Linked DNA regions of Homo sapiens: region 2 is linked to region 1. A link is an interaction called in ENCODE POLR2A ChIA-PET data of the cell type or tissue named here. Cell type or tissue: B cell. All regions are shown on one strand. Links, peaks and the distances in the headings refer to the core of each region. The heading gives the core; the rest is flanking DNA.

The links. ChIA-PET counts read pairs that join two places held together with the same protein. Peaks named below come from ENCODE experiments on the same cell type or tissue, not always from the same donor. Only the 100,000 strongest peaks of a DNase experiment are listed, where the experiment ranks them.
Region 2: POLR2A ChIA-PET joins it to region 1 with 10 read pairs; 6 of 35 experiments call an interaction of 5 or more read pairs at or near these places.

The regions. Positions count from the first base shown.
Region 1 is chr4:153,439,421-153,447,095 of GRCh38, reverse strand. No RefSeq gene overlaps it. Among named protein-coding and RNA genes, the nearest start is that of TMEM131L, 23 kb to the left of the region's middle. In B cell, for the core only: no CTCF peak of the experiment used is centred there; no DNase peak of the experiment used is centred there.
Region 2 is chr4:153,550,958-153,558,632 of GRCh38, reverse strand. It overlaps TMEM131L (transmembrane 131 like), which reads right to left. Exons shown (of 35, transcript NM_001131007.2): 5 at 2,723-2,846; 6 at 1,551-1,667; 7 at 265-375. Among named protein-coding and RNA genes, the nearest start is that of TMEM131L, 88 kb to the right of the region's middle. In B cell, for the core only: no CTCF peak of the experiment used is centred there; no DNase peak of the experiment used is centred there; H3K27ac peaks cover 984 bases.

The DNA of each region.
Region 1 (7,675 bases), core at 2,650-5,149:
CCATCGAGAATATGTTAAGGAGAAGCAGGAGGTTGATGGAATCTTCTCAGAGGTCCCTGGTCCCACAGTGTCTGAGGAGCCTCAATTTGGTGCCCATGGTGATACTATTTCATTCCAATAATTTCACTCCACAAGGTCTCTAATGTTTCTTTATGTGGTGAACATTTAGCTCATTCCTTTAAAAACACTAATTAATCATTTTAAATGGACATAAAATTGTATATATTTATCATGTACAACAGGTTTTGAAATATGTATACATTGTGGAATGGCTAAATGAAGGGAATTAACACAGATGTCACCACATATACTTGTTTTTTGTAGTGAGAACCCTTAAACTCCACTCAGCCATTTTTGAGAATACAAAGCCCATTCCTTTTGATCCAACTCTTCCTCATTAATCCTAAGAAATAGCTACATACGCACACACAGAAACACGGAGGTAATTAATACTTTATGATAAATTGGCTAAAGCCAGAGGGTAAACTGCCAGAGCATGCACTCAAAATTTATAGAAGAGGGTTCTGCATATTTTCAAATTAAATCTCATTACATATGTAAGAGTGCTAGTGTTATGCTGTAATAGTGGCTTGGTCTGATTTTCCCCAAATTTATTAGCTAGTGTTAGCTAATAAATAAATACAATCTGGCTAACAGAACAACTACGCCCAAACTATTTTGAAGGTGGTCTGGGATAACAGAGATATGATTCTAGTAGCCTTCACATGGCCTGGCTCCCAGGATTAGCTTATGGTCAACCAGTTGAGTGACTTCAGGCAGGCCACTGACGCTCTCCAGGTCTTTAGTTCTTTGATAGAAAAAATGGAGACATTGAAACATTTTAATGTCTATTTCTAGGTTGATCTCTTTGATCTTGATAAAACCTTTAGAGAATGAAAATAATAATATTTGAAGAAGAAGTATATATTATCAAAATAAACGAACTCTAACCTTATTCTATAATTTTTTTTTTTTTTTGAGATGAAGTCTCGCTCTGTCGCCTAGGCTAGAGTGCAGTGGCGCAATCTCGGCTCACTGCAATCTCTGCCTCCCGGGTTCAAGCAATTCTCCTGCCTCAGCCTCCCTAGTAGCTGGGATTACAGGCACAAGCCACCATGCCCAGCTAATTTTTGTATTTTTAGTAGAGAGGGGGTTTCACTGTGCTGGTCAGGCTGGTCTCGAACTCCTGACCTCATGATCTGCCGACCTCGGCCTCCCAAAGTCCTGGGATTACATGTGTGAGCCACTGCACCCGGCCTAGTCTATAATTTTTTAAAGGTATAATTATATCTGTTTAGGAGTGGTAATACATAAGGTTTTATAGGAAGGAACAATTCAAGTCTTTTTTTTTTTTTTTGAGACAGAGTTTCGCTCTTGTCTCCCAGGCTAGAGTGCAATGGTGCGATCTCAGCCCACTGCAACCTCCGCCTCCCAGGTTCAAGCAATTCTCCTGCCTCAGCCTCCCGAGTAGCTGGGATTACAGGCGTCTGCCACGACGTCCGGCTAATTTTTGTATTTTTAGTAGAGAGGGGGTTTCGCCATGTTGGCCCAGCTGGTCTTGAACTCCTGATCTCAGGTATCCACCCACCTCAGCCTCCCAAAGTGCTGAGATTACAGGGATGAGCCACCGCTCCTGGCCCAATTCAAGTCTTTTTAGGTATAATAGGTGTTTTCATTTACTGAAAAGTCAAATTATGAACAATGGCTGTAACACTAGGTTTAAACTGTGTAATTGTATAGCAAAAAAGTGGATTCTTCTTAAATATCAAGAAGTAAGTCTATATGTTAAAAGGGCCTTTTGAGAAATGTTCTCTCATGTTTTTTCTATTTATTTTAGTAAACAGATATTACGGTCAGCATTTGACTGTAAAAACCAATTGGACAAGCATTAGGAGATATACCTAATGTAAATGACGAGTTAATGGGTGCAGCACACCAACATGGCACATGTATACATATGTAACAAACCTGCACGTTGTGCACATGTACCCTAGAACTCAAAGTATAATTAAAAAAAAAAATTGGACTCATGGACATGAGTCCCAAGCCAGAACGTTGGAACTCTCTGGAAGAAAAGAGGTCTGCTCTAGCTGGTTGTGAGATGAGAGTATTTTCACAACCCCTTTTAGAAGAGCTGGAGAAATTTCTCCCACATAACTTCAAGGAGGAGGTTACTTGGTGGTGGTGTAAGTTGCAGACAAGGACAGATACAATTTATTTATTTATTTATTTTTGAGCCGGAGTCACACTCTGTTGCCCGACTGGGGTGCAGTGGTGTGATCTTGGCTCACTGCAACCTCCACCTACTGGGTTCAAGTGATTCTCCTGCCTCAGCCTCCTGAGTAGCTGGGACTACAGGCATGTGCCACTATGCCCAGCTAATTTTTGTATTTTTAGTAGAGATGGGGTTTCACCATGTTGGCCAGGCTGGTCTCGAACCCCTGACCTCAGGTGATACGCCCACTTCAGCCTCCCAAAGTGCTGGGATTATAGGCATGAGCCAACACACCTGGCCTGGACAGATGCAATTTAAACTAAAGAGGCCAAGGTAGGCCTCATTAAAAAGATGACATTTGGGCAGGAGTTAACCTTGCAGCTATCTAGGAAGAGCACTCCAGGTGGAGCACAGCCGAGGCTTTTGTGGCAGGAGAGTGACTTGTATGAGGCCAGTGTGACTAGTGCAGGATGAGGCCGAGAGTACAGAAGATGAGATGAGAGAGGAATGGATAGAGAGGCCTCTCTCATTCACCTGGCCTGTGGTTCCCCGCAGTGGTCACCACCAGAAAATGCTTGAACCACTTGCCATCACAAAGTCTTCAGATATTTCAAGATAGCGAATAAGAAAAGGGATGTTGAGGCTGGGCAAGGTGGCTCACGTCTGTAATCCCAGCACTTTGGGAGGCTGAGGCAGGCAGATCACGTGGTCAGGAGTTCAAGACCAGCCTGGCCTTGAACATAGTGAAATCCCGTCTCTACTAAAAATACAAAAATTAGCTGGGCATGGTGGCAGGCGCCTGCAGTCCCAGCTACTCAGGAGGCTGAGGCAGGAGAATCACTTGAACCCGGGAAGTGGAGGTTGTGGTGAGCGGAGATCGTGCCACTGCACTCCAGCCTGGGCAACAGAGCAAAACTCCACTTCAACGGAAAAGAAAAAAAGAACAGGGATGTTGAAAGTTCCATTGTGTTGATGCTCTGACTCAAGCTTCTCCCTCTGCGCTGGGCTGGCTCCTGCACCTGGGGATTCATGTGCAGACATTTCAAGAGCTGTTGGTAGACTCCTGAATGAGCTGACTCCACCAAAGGCCTTGCATTACCTAAAGTTACACAGCTGTCAACTCCCAGACAAGCACTCCTGAATCTGAAAGTGCCAGCTCACCTCTTAGAGTGCCAGAAGTTAAAGAATTTCTGGGGGTAAAAATTGGCATTTCTACTTACTGTGATCTGTTGTTGGTTTTTAGATAATTTCTATAAAAGGGAGAAAGACATTGAACTTTCAAAAAGAACGGAGGGAATCTCAGTTTCCCCTGGGCTTGACTGTTTCTCTTCTCTCTCCATGTGATCTCTCTGGGTTCCTCACCCAATCAAATGGTTCCAACTACGGCAGCCCAAACTGTATCTCTGGCCCCAACCTGTCCTCCAGGCTACCAGCTGCATATACAATGGCTCTCCCTGGAATGTGCAGGCTCCTCAAACTCAAAGTATTCAAAATTGAATTAATCATCTCTCCTTCCTTCCCCCTTCTTGCTTCTCTTCTTATATGCTCAAATGTTCAAATTCAAACTAAAAACTTGATGTAATCTTCAACTCCTTCTATTCTCTTAATCCTAAGAGTGCTACTCTGAATTTTCTCTCAAATGTCTGTCCCTCCACTCCCCACTCACAAAAGGACTGCCGACTGTTGCCTCTAACCTCCCTTCACTCCTATCTCTCTCAATGTTGCTGCCAGTAATCCCTCTAAAACAGATTTGACCTAATTAATTCTCTGCTTTAAAACTGTGAATGGGTTCCTGTTGCAGAATGAAGTCCAAATTCTTAGCAGAGCCTATAAGGCCCTTCACACTGATCCTTGGCCACACTTCTAGCATTCCTCTATTCCAATCCCTATCCCCCAGTCACTCCAAACCCCAGAAATGAATTAATTGTGTTCCTAACAACCACACTGGATTTCCCAACTCCGTGATTTTGCTATGGTGTTCTCTCTCCACATGTGCTACCTTATCCTTTCTTTCCTATGCATTTCTACTCATCTTTCAAGACAAAAGATGTCAACTCTTTCAAAAATAATTACAGCTGGGCACAGTGGCTCACTCCTATAGTCCCAGATACTTGGAAGGCTAAGGTGGGAGGATCACTTGAGCCCCCAAGAGTTCAAGGCCAGCCTGGGCAACATAGGGAAACCATGTCTCTAAAAATAAATACGTAAATAATAAATTTAAAAATAGTAATTATAGCAATGATTATGCTATACCAAGTAGTACATTAATCTACCCTAAACCTTGGAACAAGCAATCTCTGCCCTCAAGGAGCAGCAGAGTAGTAAAGCCAGATTTATAAAAAGATTTTATTTTATTTTATTTATTTTTTTTTTGAGACAGAGTCTCATTCTGTCACCCAGGCTGGACGGCAGTGGCGTGATCTCAGCTCACTGCAACATCCGCCCCCTGGGTTCAAGCAATACTCCTGCCTCAGCCTCTCTAGTAGCTGGGATTACAGGCATGTACTACCACACCCAGCTAATTTTTGTATGGCCAGGCTGGTCTTGAACTCCTGACCTCAGGTGACCCACCCACCTTGGCCTCCCAAAGTGTTGGGATTACAGGCGTGAGCCACTGCGCCCGGCAAAAAGATTTTATAACTACATGAGAACAAGATGGCAAGTGCTGTGAGGCTCAGTCCTTTCTATTTGGTGAAGCCTTCTGCAGCTTTCTCAAGTGGAGTGGATGACCTTCTTGTCTACATTTTCTCAAAGTAGACTTGGTTACTTGTCGCCTCTATTCCCTCAGGCAGAGTTGGTCACCCTCTCTTCTGTGCTCCCCTCAGGTAGACTTGATCACCCTTTTTCTATCTCACTTACTTTGTATCCCCAACCCCTAGTACATCCTAAGTGTTTGGTGCATGTTTCAGAACCAGGTAGCACTCCTCAGGATCACTAAGCTCAGAATCTACCTACTTTCCTCCACTGGACTCAGCCTAAATGGCAATGAGCACCAGGACCAGCAGCAGTAGAAATCACCTGGTAGAGTCCTCCTGGAACTCTAGACTAAACTTTACTGCTCTAGTAAACTTTGTTTTTTCTTTCTTTCTTTTTTTTTTTTTTTTTTTTTGAGACAGAGTCTTGCACTGTCTCCCACTCTGGAGTGCAGTGGCACAATCTCGGCTCATTGCAACCTCCACCTCCCAGGTTCAAGCAATTCTCCTGCCTCAGCCTCCTGAGCCAAGTAGCTGGAATTAACAGGCGCGTGCCACCACACCAGGCTAATTTTTTCTTTTTTTTGTATTTTTAGTAGAGACAGGGTTTCACCATGTTGGCCAGGCTGGTCTCGAACTCCTGACCTCAGGTGATTCACCCACTTTGGCCTCCCAAAGTGCTGGGATTATGGGAGTGAGCCACCGCACCCGGCCTGCTCTAGTAAACTTTCTAAAATGTTTGTATTATGCCTTTTCCCCTACTGATGTACAATGGCTTCCCACAGACTATAACAGGATAAAACTGGGATACCAAGTCACTGACAGCTCTATTTCCAGCCTGACAGTAGACAGAGAACATTGCCCACAATTGTCACAGAAGGGTCCTAATATATTTTATCAATTAGATTCATTTAGGCTAATGAAATTTAGAAAACATAGATGTTCCCTGGGAGAATGAAGCCTATCAGTCATTCAGACTTACAGTATTTTAATCAAGTAATTGGAGACACGTATTGATCACTAAGTACCTGATGAGTATGGCTTAAGTATGCATATAACAAGGCAATCGAACAGTTTCCCAACTCTGAGGAACTGAAAACTTTATTTGAAGTGTGTTTTTAAAAGGAATAGTTTTAGGACAAAGTGTAGTTTGGAGGAAGACATTTGGTTCTTCCTGATACGTTTGGCTGTATCAGTGTAAAGTGAGAGCCATGGGGCATCAGGGGGACAGGACGCTGAACAGTGAGGATGGCATCCATGAGGGGTGACAGGCATGCAAAGATGTGGGTAGGAGGGACAAAAGAGAATTCTTTTTTCTTGCTCCTTTTTTTTCTTGTTGAGGATTCGGATGATACACTTTTTTTTTTTTTTTTTTTTTTTAATGAGCCATTTGTAAATCATTTAGGGTTGTCACAGCCAGCACGATATGATCAAATTCAAACCTATTCAGGTTTTCATTTTCTTCCCCACCTGCGTTAGGTCAAAAATTACTCTCACTCTAACTTGCCGAACTTGCCCCTGCTTCCCCTTTTGGGTCACTCTGCTTACCAGGGGCTGTTATGTCTCTAAAACCTGTCCATCCCCCACTCTTTTTTTTTTTTGAGATGGAGTTTCACTTTTGTTGCCCAAACTGGAGTGCAGTGGCACGATCTCAGCTCACTGCAACCTCCACCTCCTGGGTTCAAGCGATTCTCCTGCCTCAGCCTCCTGAGTAGCTGGGACTACAGGAGCCCACCACCGCACCCAGTTAATTTTTTGTATTTTTAGTAGAGATGGGGTTTCATCATGTTGGCCAGGCTGGTCTTGAACTTCTGACCTCAGGTGATCCACCCGCCTCGGCCTCCCAAAGTGCTGGAATTACAGGCGTGAGCCACCGCACCTGGCCATCCCCCACTCATTTATTCAGTCAACAAATATTCATCAAGGACCAACGTTAAAGGAACCGTGTTGGGAGGGGCACGAGTGAGCACTAAGATGGTCTCGAGGCGCATCTTATTCTTGGGGTGCTTGGGTAACTTCTCCTCCATTTAGTCTCCATTGATAGTTTGGACGTTTTCTGAATAAGCAAATCAACTGCCTGACATGAGGTATGACAATGGCTCAGGGTATTTGAAATCAGGTCTGCTCTGGAAAACGTAGTTTAACATCTCCATTGTTTATCCTACTGTCATACTGTTTCAACTATAAGGAACTGAAGAAAGCAATGCTTTTCTTCATCTGGGCGGTTGCTTTTAAGGTGAGACCAGCCTGGGCACGGTGGCTAATGCCTGGAATCCCAGCACTTTGGGAGGCCGAGGCGGGAGGATTTCTTGAGCCCAAGAGTTCTAGATTAGCCTGGGCAATATAGTGAGACCTCATCTCTACAAAAAAAAAAAAAAAAAAAAAAAAATTAGCCAGGCATGGTGGCATGTGCCTGTAGTCTTAACTGCTCAGGAGGTTGAGGTGGGAGGATTTCTTGAGCCAGGTAGTGAGCCGAGATCATGCCACTGTACTGCAGCCTGGGCACTGGGTGGCAGAGCAAGACCCTGTCTCAAAAAAAAAAAAAAAAAAAAAGACCAGCCAGACCAAGTGGCAGGAAGCGGTGGGACTGACAGTGAGAAAATCGCAGTGGGGGAGTGGGTGACACTCAGCAGCCCCACTGGGACAGAGCTCCTGCTCACACCAGCGATTCTTCTCCAGAAACCTATTCTGGCAAACCCTTGGTGAGTTTTATTTTAAGCGGCGTTTACAGACACTACTACTAGACTTTTAAATTAACAGGATATAA
Region 2 (7,675 bases), core at 2,521-5,020, 110 kb before region 1:
AGGTATATGGCCTAACGGTAATAACAGTGAAAAACAGGAAACATTTCAAAAGACCAACAATAAGATTAAGCAAACTCTGGAATATCAACACTGTGAACTCCACAGCCATTAAAAAGAAGTTAGGTGGAATCCACTGATATTTTATATATGTATATTACTTCTATATAATTTTTTCAAAAAGCAGAAAATAGTAAAATAACCAATTCTGAGAAGGTTACAAAGTTTGGTGGCCACCAGCATTCAAAGTAAATCTATTAAAATGACCTGCATTTGAGACAGCTGAATGCTCTGGACCTTTGGAAGCAGAAAATAAGCATTTGGTAGCTGCTTTGCAGACCCTTCTGTAGAGATTCTACGAGTGCCAATTCCAGATACCTGCGGAAAAAGAGAGAGAATTGCTCCTCTGTTAAGAGTTTTAAAACACATTTGCCATAATGCTAAAGCACGTCTCCAAAGGAAATCTGTATTCATCAGCATGGCCTTCAAGACTCTACTAATCCAATTATTTTATTTATCTTTGTCTACAAAAAACACAATGAATGTTTCAGAAATGCAGAATGCTGGCTGAGCACGGTGGCTCACGCCTGTAATCCCAACACTTTGGGAGGCCCAGGGAGGTGGATCATTTGAGGACAGGAGTTTGAGACCAGCCTGGCCAACATGGTGAAAGCCTGTTTCTGCTAAAAATACAAAAATTAGCCAGGCAGTGGTGGGAGGCTGAGGCAGGAGAATCGCTTGTGCCTGGGAGGTGGCTGCAGTCAGCCTGATCACACCACTGCACTCCAGCCTGGGCAACAAAGTGAGACCCTGCCTCAAAAACTAAAAAATAAAAAATGAAACAGATTAGAATGCTGTATTTAAGCTGAATGTTCCTCACTGTAGCAAATCTGTTCACAAGTAGGCAACTCTTCTGATATGGGACCTCTTTAATGGAATCCAGTAAGAAATAACCACAAAAATTACTGATCTTGGAACTTAAATTACTTGATGCCAGATCTTGTTAAATGCCATATCAGGTACCATTTAAGGTAAAGATTCCTATTTCTGAGAATAGCAACAAGATTCTTCAAGCTCCCTTCCTGGTACCTTGATATGAATAGTGAGCTCCCTTGGAACCAGCCTCCAAGCACACAATCAATGTCTCCTAATTAGAAATATTCCTGAGCCAAAGAGGGAAGGTAGGCAAAATCACTAGAGACTGTCCTTAGAGCACCTCCTTCTGAACGCCCGTGAGGTGAGAGCCATGAGTTTTGAAAGCCTTCTGTATTTTATGATGGGAAACTGTGTGACAGATTGCTTTGCTTTGTTCTAGTATCCTCCAAAGACCCACAGTAGGACTATAGCTCCGTCATCAGTAGGAAAGCCAGCCAACTGTGGCATGTCAGGCAGAAAAGGGTGAATGCTGATGATTTTAACATCACTAACAGTCTTGTATTTTAACGACATAAACCAGGTGACAACATTTCCAAAAGTCTTTTTAAAAATATACACACACACCCCTACAGTTAAGTCACCAACCAAAGTTGTGACAAAAGGAAAAAGTTACTCACATGATAGGAAAGGACTCCATACGAAGAGGTATTAATAAATAAGGAACTTTCAATGCTTCCTTCTTCAGTAGGTAAGAAAATAATTCTGAAGGAAGTTTTCCCCATTGCTGGAATTACCTGAAAGAAAGGTCCCCAGTCAGCCACTTGGAATGGCCTCCTTTGATAAACTGTCTTTCACAGACTTTCTTTTTTTGACAATTTCTGTTAACAGACATTTGTATATTGTGCACCCTTATCAGTATTATGAATCCCTAAGAATCCCCAAACTGATCAGCATCCAATTATCTGCTCTTAGATATAGCAAATATTACCACTAACTTAGGATGAATCCTTTCGCTTCAGACTGGAGCTGTGAGTCTCACATCTTTCCTTCCCCTCCTCTTCCACCTCCACAGGTCCAACTGTCTTTAGCTAACACAGTTCTATCTCTACTTAAATATAGACAATAACCAACGTGCAAACATGTTGATATGTAATAAAAATCAGGAACAACGTTTACCCAGACAGACTGTCATAAACCAAATATTGGGCTTCCCCTTACAACATATCCTTAGTCCTAGTTTTTTTTTTAAGTACATAATATCAGGCAGACATAGTAAGCAAAATAAATAAAAGCCTACTAGCAATTAGGATCTTCACTAAATGTTAAAGACCACTGAAATTAAAACTATTAGAAGACTAAGTTTGAGCTCTGTGTTATGGTGCCAATCAGCTTTACAAGGAGCCATTCACTATACCTTGCAGTTCTGGATTTAGAAAGGAGACCTAACTTTCCTAGTAGGCTTGAGAGATGGAAGAGGTCTCAACCATAAACTTGTATTAGTTACTAAATGCCTCAGAATTTGGAGTCATTTCAAGACAAGTAATATAAACTTTCCTTAGTCACAATAGAGCCATGTTAAATATACATACATTACTACACAGCTGAGAGCCTTCAAACTCTCCCCCAACCCCCCACCTCCCCCCGGCCCCAGTAGATATCAAGAGCCACCAAAATTATAAAAATGAGCAACTGGAAAAGTAAATGCTAAGGTAAACACACAGAAGGAAAAGGTTTGGGTACCAGAAAAAGCGGGAGACAGGGAGCAGAAAGTAAAAACTTCAGGCCAAAGAAAGCAAGAAAACCTGGCTGCCTGCCACGGCATAGTTTCCAGGAGTCCATCAACACCCACCCTGCAGGGAACTGGCGGTACATGGAAATGTCCAGCAGCTGCAAACACTGAATTCACCACAACCTCGCTGTCCCTACTAGGGTTGTAAGCATGGAGAATCTTTGCTACAGGATGTCCCAGGAACCTAGGAGGAGAAACAAAGAGAAAAATCAATGTATTGTGTGGTTATAAATATTACCATACATATATATGTATTATTATATATATACACACAGATTTTTAAACCCAGAAAGCTGTTGCTGTTCATCACAAAGTTAAATTATCCAATCGTGTTGGTAATAAAGCATTCAATTCACAACAGTCAAAAGTCATAAAACAAAAAACAACTTTATTTTATAAGGCTTAGGCCAACCCACAGTAGCACTCCATTGGTTTCAGTGTTAGAAAAATTTAACCCATCTAGGCCATTAAAATGCTTGCAAAAAAACAAAACAAAACACATGTAGGCACTCACTGGCACTTCTCGGACCTGGGTCTCTAATTCAATGAAAATATGTTGAATAATTCAATGAAAGTATGAATGAAAATTCACTGAAATATTCATTCGAAAATATTGAAACAAACGAAAATATGTTTAGGTAAGAAACTGTACTCACAGAAAAACCCAATTTTTCTTAGGGTTATGTTTTCTGAGTAAAAGAGACTTTTTGGGGAGGTATGTATTTTCAGCTCACAAAGAGATGTTATTTTATTAGGTCTTAGAAAAGGAAAACTTAATTATGGCTAAAGGCTATTCTTTTGAGAAAACTGAAAATCCGGCAGCACTTTGCAGCAGAGGTTCTCATCCATTTAAATTATGAGCCTTTCCAAAAACTCTGATGAAAGCTCTGGCTCTTCCCTCCACAAACATACACTTACGAAAAGTTTCATACACAGCTTCAAAACCTTCCACAAACCTCAGAGTAAGAATCCCTGCTCCGTGGCAAATACACTAATTCATGAAGGGTTTGATACCCATTCTTTTCAGCAGCACTCTCCACCTCCAATGTCTCGGCTCTGATAAAGGAATTGCCAAGAGGAAAGGAGCTGGGCTCAGGCCCACCTACCTGGAGCCACCTACAATGCTCCCTCTAATCACTTAACTCTGATTCCTACTGCTCAAGACCAAATTCAGTCTTGTTCAATTATGTTGCAATGAACAGGGAGCCAGCAAAAATTTCACTAAAGTCATTTCTTCAGTTTTAATAGCCTCAGTGGCAGAGAGAGCCAAATATACAGCTGTCATTCGGATGGCCTAGAAATAAAATTATATTCTAATTTAAGCTGAATGAATTATATCTATAATTGGAATAAAATTGGAAAAATATCAGCATAATGAATGAATTCCGTAAAATTAGGTAAAATCTTTGATATTAAAAATGTATCCTTTAGGAAACATGAAATGGATGTTGCTTCTCTTATATACAATGAGATTTCCAAAATACTGTATTACTACCATCAAATCCTTGGAATTTTTCTTTTGGCTTTCACCCTTCCTTTTAATCACTAGTCTTAACGAAAGGTTTAATATATCCAATGTGTATTTCAAAACGTAGTTCTTCACATCCCATTACAAATAAAATACCAACATCAATGTGATTAAAATCCTGATTTTTCAAAGTGTTCTTAAGTAATACCATTTTTTTAAAAAATGTTCAACACTACCATACACATAAAGGGTCACTTCAGAAAAGCCTTACCTCAGAGCAGTGGGCTTGTATCTGCCTTTCTTCCCACAATTAAAATTAAATAAATAAGGACTTCTGAGGTTTTGGGTTTCAAGTAAATAATATCAATCATCAAAGTTATTAATACTTATCCTCAAAGCTTTATATCCCATGTACATAATTGAAATACAAGGTTTCTAAGAATACAAATGTCTATCAGAGAAATACATGAGAAAATAAGAATGCAAAACAGCAATGCTACAGAGCCAGTGACTGCACCACCAGAAATCTCTCCAGACCTAACAGAGAATGCCAGCTGAAGCCTAGTCACCACTGCTATTTTTATTCTATTTTTTAGATTCTATTTTTAAAAGTGTTATGAGGATATAAATTTCCTTCACTAGTGACAACTGGAAGATACTCTGTTAATTTAACACTACAAAAGAATGATTAAAATCTCTATGAATGATTAGCACTTTTTATCTCAGGACCAACAGAATATTAACCCTTCACATAAGCCCTAAGAAGTAGGCAGAAGGCAACCGAGTAACAAGATCCCGATTTTACAACCCCCCAGGAAAATCAAAGCTATGAAGAGGGTTGGGATTTGCTCGAGGCCAACATCAAAATAAACCATAGCAAAAGCTGAACTGGGACAGCGAAGAAATCAGGAGGAGAACCCTCAGGCTAAAGTTTTACTCTAATGTCTATATATTAGACCATTTGTCAGACATAAGGTAAAACTCAACTAATCTTAAATGTGTTCTAATTTAGGCTAAAGTTTGTTCTGAGGTTTTTTTTTTTTTTAACTTCAGCAAAATGACTAATTCTCATAATCATATTCCAGATCTCACTAACAAGAAAAATAGCATTATGAGTGCTCTTAGAAATCAGAAGATTTATTCTACCACTTGTAGTGAAATGACCTTGAGCAAATGGCATTCCTTCTCAGCAACAAATGTATGAACACATTTGTAGTACATGCTCAAACAAAGAGATATTTGAAAACGATACACACAGACTCAGATAATGCCTGTCTTCACTGGACTGATATAAAACTCAAATGACAACGGACATGATTACACTTTGGGAACCATAAAGTATTATATAAACGTAACTAAGTCCTCCAAAGGTGATTCCATCTAAAAATCAGAAATCCTTTCAAATCAAAGACTTTCAGCATTCTCTCAGCATGCGACTATTAGGACCAGAGATTAATGTATATTGCTAATTAACAAAAGTGTATCATATACAGTTGGCTCTCCATATCTGCAGATTCAACCAACCTTGATTGAAAGTGTTTGAGGGAAAAAAAAAAACACAAAAAATAACAACACAAGAAAAAAGAGATACAGTATAACTATTTACATAGTATTTACACTATATTAGTCATTATAAGTAAACTAGAGTTTTTTTTGTTTTTGTTTTTTTGAGACAAGGTCTCACTCTGTCATCTAGGCTGGAGTGCAGTGGCATGATCATAGCTCACAGTAACCTTGAACTCCTGGACTCAAGTGATCCTCCTGCCTCAGCCTCATGAGTAGCTGGAAGTACAGGTGTGCACCACCATGCTTAGCTAATTTTTAAAAAAAATTTTATGGAGACAGGGTCTCACAGTGTTGCGCAGGCTGGTCTTGAACTCTTGGCCTCAAGTGATCCTCCTGCCTCAGTCTCCCAAAGTGCTGGGATTACAGGCATAAACCACCGTGCCCGGCCTCTAGAGATAATCTAAAGTATATGGGAGGTTGTGTGTAAATACTATGCCAAGGACTTGAGCATCCTTAGCTTTTGGTATCCATGGGGGTCCTGGATCCAATCCCATGTGGATAACGAGGGACAACTGTAAACATACCCCCATGTGCATCGACTATAGGATTTTTTTACGTTACTGAAGAGTAAATATTTTAGACAGCCAGGAACCTATGAACTGGAATTATTATCCTAATAGCTATACTTACTACTACTATTATTCTATCTACCAATCTATAACATATATTCTTTAAAGTAGGTCCTGAATCAAAATTTCTTTTCACAATAAAGACTCTTTTTTTTGAGACAGAGTCTCCCTCTGTCGCCCAGGCTAGAACTCGGTGGCATGATGATCTTGGCTCACTGCAACCTCTGCCTCTCAGGCTCAAGCAACTCTTGTGCCTCAACCTCCCAAGTAACTGGGATTACAGATGCTCACCACCATGTCCGGCTAATTTTTGTATTTTTATTAGAGTCACGGGTTTTGCCATGTTGGCCACGCTGGTCTCGAACTCCTGAGCTCAAGTGATCCGCCCAGCCCGGGCTCCCAGAGTGCTGGGATTACAGGTGTGAGCCACCGCGCTCAGCCTCACAATAAAGATTTTTCACAAAATTATAGCACCCTCTCAGAATGTAAAATCAATGAGGTTATGATAAATTCAGCTTATTTATATTATCAACTAAACTACTAAGCATTCAGCTTCTATTAAACTTTCTTTACATAAGAGTAAAAATATAAAAACTCAAAAAAACAGACACCTAGAATTTTATAAAGTCGGCAAACTCCCAGTTTTCTCTTCTTCCCTTTATAGAATCTTTTTCTAAAAAGCTCAACATGGTCCTTTTAAATTCCAAGTTCAGGCTGGGTGCGGTGGCTCATGCCTGTAATCCCAGCACTCTGAGAGGCCAAGGAGGGCGTATCACTTGAGGTCAGGAGTTTGAGACTAGCCTGGCCAACATGGCAAAACACTGTCTCTACTAAAAATACAAAAATTACAGGCGTGGTGGCGGGCACCCATAGTCCCACCTATTCAGGAGGCTGAGGCAGGAGAATCGTTTGAACCCAACAGGCGGAGGCTGCAGTGAGCCGACACTGTGCCCCTGCACTCCAGCCTAAGTGACAGTGCAAGACTCCGTCTCAAAAAAAAAAAAAAAATTCCAAGTTCATTCTCCTTCACTGCAGCTCTAACATTTTGATGATTAGAAGGGAATGTAAAGCAATCCAGATGCATAAAGGAGGGCACACCAGGAGCCCACCCTAACCCAGCCCAGATGCTCTCCTACGGCCATGGTTATTTCATTCACAAAACTTTGCTTGTCACTCAAAAGGCTCTCCATGAAATTGAAGTGTTATTTGCCAGCCCCGGAAACAAGCAGTGCTTTTACCTCTCGCTCTTGAAACTACTAATTAGAAGTTCTTTTCAATGCGCTATATTCTGCATCCAGGAAGCTTAACACTTGAAGATCCAAACTTTATCACGGACAACAAGAGTCCTTATGTTGCTTTCATCTCCACAGCGTCACCCTTCCTTAATTTTTCCAGGTTCCCAAGTTAGGC